Linked DNA regions of Homo sapiens: region 2 is linked to region 1. The links are chromatin loops, found by intact Hi-C in ENCODE. Cell type or tissue: MCF 10A. All regions are shown on one strand.

Region 1 (2,500 bases):
TGAGAATGTGTCCAGTTTACATTCCAAGATTGCCACCTGAATCAGGGTGCCTTTATAGCAGCCACAGTGGTCTGGTTAGAGCCCCAGTCACAGATGGATGCTGAGACTTAGCCTGCAAGTGCAAGTCCTGGGGCAGTTAATGTGAGAAAGGGCCAAAAAGCACTACAATTTCAGGTAAAACATGGCTGGGGGTGGGGGAAGGGGAGTGATGGAGAGTCTATATAGTTTTGATCAGAGTTCAGAGTACAGGCAGCCATCACTCATTCACTACTTAGTCATTCACTCACTTACCCTTGCTAATGTATCAGCAGGAGTCGGTGGGGGGAAGGGAGGGGGTGGGAGGGGGGCAGGGCACAGGTGTAGGGATCTAGGCCCAGAAAGGCTATTTAGAGGCTTTCACCTGGGAACTAGGCATGGGATGAGAGGGTGCTGAGATGTAGTAAGTATAATAGCTCAGGCACTTCGTCTGGGTAGTGTATCTAGACACCAGTAGCAGGAGTGACCTTGGCATTGAGCTGTCATTTTCTGAGTCAAGAGGATCATCTAGGCACAATTCATTCGTCTTTTCTCTTCCATCTTCCTTATGTCTGATAATTACTACCATTCTTCCATTTATCCAGGATCAAAACTTCTGAGCCCCTTTGTATGATCTTCTGTTGGGTGTTCCTTCAACTTTAACTTTTTATTCTTCCTCTTTGCCCATGATCAATGGGTCCCTAACGGATTGTGGGCTTTTCCTTCACATTACTTTCCCTCCCATGATCTTGGTCCAGTCTCATCACCTGTCTCTTAGAGTATTGGGTGGCCTCTTTAATCTCTTTCATTACTCTGGTTTCTTCATCTTCTCCATGCTGCATACCTATGTCTGATTACTTTCTCCACAGCTCCTCTGATTGTGCCTTCTATGTTTGAAAAATAGCAACAAATCTCCATTGGCTTCCTGTTGGCCATTAAATGCCTATCTTCTTGTCTTGGATTTTAAGGCTGCCTACACTTGCTTCCACCTAAACTTTGCTGCTTTGTCTGTTACCTTGTTCCATTCACCCTAAGTTCCAGTCAAGCTGAACTCCTTACTGACTGTCATATTTGCCTGATTTTTTTATGATCCTTTCTTCTTTCATATTCTTTCCAGTACTCTAAATGTTCTCATTTTTATCTGTTGAAATCCCATCTTTTCTTCAAGATCCAATTCAAAGACCATCCCTTTCAATGGAAACTTCTTAGGTATTTCCACCTAAAAGAGTTCCTGCTTCTCTAATTCTGTATAAGAGTTAGTGGGGTGCATGTCATTCCTTGTGGCATCACTGATTTTTTTAAGTGGGGAATATGCTCCCCAAAAGCATTGGGCATGACAGATCTTTATTAAATGTGCATTGATTTTATGAATAAATCAGATTGGGATCCTTCATATATTTCTATCATGGGTCAGAACTAACGTCATAGTTACTAGGTGGAACTCTGGGTAAATAAGTTTGGATTGTGACTCATACTTTCAAATGGCTTTGCAGTTCACTGCATACTCCCACACGTAGACTCTCATTTGACCCTCACACTGGCCGGTGTAGAGGCCTGTGAGGTCAGCAAGACAGATGGCATGCATGGCAAGAATCAGTAAGTACATAATTGCTTAAATCATTGACTCTGCCTTTCTTTTCTTTTTTTAGTCCCTGCAACATGGAACTCAAGCTTTGGGTGGAAACACTGAGAGTATTTTAGCTTTAATCAGTGCTTCAATCTCTGTGTTTCCTCTACTCAAGCCATTAATCCTGGAGGTGCTTAGTACAGTATCAGATGTATTTGCTCAGGGTGGATCATTCTGAATATTTGATATTCAGGTATCTGTGTGGTTGTGCATCATTTGGCTGTTTGGCGGTGTTTTGCCAAAATGGTTTTGAGAGTAAGTTTCTTAGATTGCCTAATAAGACCGAAGTGCATTTTCAGGACTGTCAATAGCACTTATGCCCAGGCATATCAGGGTGCTTCAAAAGTTATGTCCAGACTTTAAGTTACCTGAGGAGGCAAATCTCTAAATCCTTCCCAAACCTGGTGGCTTTCAATGCTAAGAGGCACAATTGACAGGGTTGAATCAGTCATTAGTGAGGGCCGCCATGCTGGGGCCAAGTTCAACTTCCAGCAGCAGCAGCTTTAAAGGCAGATTTCAGACTCCCTGGAGACACTGGTCCAATGGAGTAGGTGAGCATTTCTTAACCATGGCACTATTGATGCTTTTGCTGTAGGGGCTGTCCTGTGCATTGTAGGATGTTTGGCAGTATCCCTGGCCTCTGCCCACTAGATGCCAGTAACATCTCATCTTCCCCTAGCTGTGGCAACCAAAAATGTCCCGTGTATGTCAAAATCACCTCTAGTTGAGAACCACTGGTAAAGAGGTAAGATTAAGAATCGTGTTTGTGTTCTGTCACATTTAGCTGTGCCGAATTGCTCCTCTCTGGTTCAGTGTCCTTGTCTGTAAAGAGATGAGATTCAATCTGAGAACGAATGT
Region 2 (2,500 bases), 300 kb after region 1:
TTTTACTTGCCTTTTGCCTTTGGAAATCTTAGTTGTTCTCCTAGGCCCCACATAAACTTTCAACTTCTCTGGGACTTGGTCCCTGATCTCTCCAAGTAAAAGTGGCCTTTTGCTGGGATTACTCCTCATCATGCTCATTTTACTTATTTGAGACACTTAAATCATTCTCCCACAAATTACATAGATCCTGGTGCTTTCCTACTATATTATCATTTCCTGGAGAGCAGGGACCATCCCATTTCTTTTTCATACTATATCCTCCGTAGTGATCAACATAGTGCTTTATGTAAAACAGATCCTTGAAAATGTAATGAGAGGATGTGGTACCAAATGGAAACAAGATAGGGATGGGAAATGTATAAATTCAGGGAAAATATTACCACTCTTCATCTCCCACTTCCAGCAGACAATCACTAACTTTTCTCACCAGGCTTAGAAATAGTCTCAGAAACCTTCTCGACACAGAGCGCCAGGCAATTGGTTCCAACCCACTGGAGTTTTCATTCTGTTAAAATCAATTAGCATCCATAGATGAAGAGAGAGCATAGTTTTGCCTTTATCTTAATGCTCTGTTGTGCTGGTTAAACATCTCTTTATGTGCCAAAATCTCACTTCATCCAGATAAATAAATTTATGTTTAAAGATTGAAATGTCGTATCTTTCAAAAAAAAAAGCTACTTTGCTCTTCACATATCTCTGCTATATTTTTAAGATTCAAAATCCCTGGTGAAGAGAGGAACACAGCTCCAGCCCTTAGAGCCTTACCTTTAAAAGTAGGCAATTTGTCTGAACCTTTCTTTTCCTCAAACATCCTACCACTGAAAGTACTGCAGTTTCCCGAATTTTGGAAACAAATATCAGAGTGTGATCTCACCACTTACTAAACTAGGCTAAAATGCCTTGGGAGATGTTGTGTTAGATAGCACAGTTGTGTTTTCTATGAACTGCCTCCCATCTTAAAAGAATTTGAATGTTAATAAGCCACATACAATGGTGTCACTGAAAGGGCATATCATGCCTTGATCATTTCTAGAAATGAGATTGAAGCCATGATGATTAAGTGGCTCAAAGGTTTCCATAGGCACGCAAAAAATTATACTGGTTTATTTAATTTGATGTACTCAAGCAACAGATCGCACCTGATACGCTCACAGTCACTTCTTAGGCTGCACTGCCACCTGGTGTCCTGTAGAGGCATGAGTTTCAGGGAATCCTTCAAGGTAGTTTTTAGCTGGATGAATGTAGTCTTAGATTTCAAAAGTGCAAGCAGGTTGTGAAGTATACCATTTTCATTCACTACATTTCTGTATAGGTTTGTTTCTTCATCAAACACAGGGATTAGCTTCTTGAAAACTCATATTGTTTAGGTGTATGTGTGTGTGTGTGTGTGTTTGTCTACATAAAGAAACCTTAATCTGTGAAGAAAATAGAGCTCAGGGAAATAGTGTGAGAGGAACTGTAGGAATCATAGTAAATATAATAAAGACAGAACTCTAAATAAATGACAATATCCATGATATTTTACATATGGAAATAATAATGACTACAGCACCATTAATGTATATTTATTAATCTTAGTATGCTAATGCTGACCCAACTTCCATTTCTAAGGCTGTTCCCCCGCCTGTCTCTTCTAGAGAAGCTGTAAACACTAAACACTCAACTTCCCAGTTGTCCTACATCTGGGGGCAGCCTCTTCCAGTTCTCCTTTTCCTGCCTGGAGTGCCCACTTGAGCCTGGAGATATAGCAGCCCATGAGTTCATGACAATCATGGAAATGAAATCTGACATGCTCTATGTGGCAGAGCAGAAAGACTGAATTTGCCTGGGCTCCAATTAAATTACTGAACTGCTACACCAGCCCTGGCTGACTTCTTGGGAGTTACTACTGTATGAGAAAAATAAACCCCTATTATTTCTTTAAGTTGCTGTTAAGTTAGTATTTCTGTTGTTACTCCAGAAGCCAGTTTCTAATTAAGTAGAAAACCCTGCTTCCCTGAAATTTGAGTGAAATGCTTACACATTAGTTTTATTTTACTTTTTTGCAGAACAGAATTGGTGTGTGTGTGTGTGTGTGCGCACACACACACACACACTGCATCCTCCAGCGAACTTCTCAATGCTGATGTGGTTTTATGACTTCAGTCATTGACAGCATGGTTCTAGCGTCCTCTGAAGTGGAAACTGTCATTTTTTCTTATACTCCTATTGACTCTCCTGTCTTACTTGTGGCAGGGCTGCAGCCTCAGGCATCTGAAGGACAGATAAGCACATTCCAAGGAGGGGGAAGAGCGGGAGCAAAGAGCATACACTTTTGATCCGAAGAAGGCCCGTGTTATGGTTGCAGAGTGAACAACTAGGAGGCTGGCATAAGATGAGACTCTCAGGATAAGCAAGGGCTACATCATGTTATGGATTAGACTTGATATTAAATGTAATGAAAATAGTTTTTACAAAGACTTAGCAGGATCCCAGCAGGATAAAAGTCATATTTCACAAA

The links. A loop is a pair of places that touch in the nucleus more often than their neighbours do. Peaks named below come from ENCODE experiments on the same cell type or tissue, not always from the same donor. Only the 100,000 strongest peaks of a DNase experiment are listed, where the experiment ranks them.
Region 2: a loop joins it to region 1, with 2.8 times the contacts of the local background. A loop is called at or near these places in 7 of 110 quality-filtered maps.

What each region holds. Positions count from the first base shown.
Region 1 is chr7:32,042,899-32,045,398 of GRCh38, reverse strand. All of the region lies in intron 2 of PDE1C (phosphodiesterase 1C), which reads left to right. Among named protein-coding and RNA genes, the nearest start is that of PDE1C, 26 kb to the left of the region's middle. In MCF 10A, no CTCF peak of the experiment used is centred here; a DNase peak (open chromatin) is centred at 1,548.
Region 2 is chr7:31,743,153-31,745,652 of GRCh38, reverse strand. It overlaps a transcript of PDE1C not described here. Among named protein-coding and RNA genes, the nearest start is that of PPP1R17, 57 kb to the right of the region's middle. In MCF 10A, a CTCF peak has its summit at 1,184 (motif pointing left); a DNase peak (open chromatin) is centred at 1,162.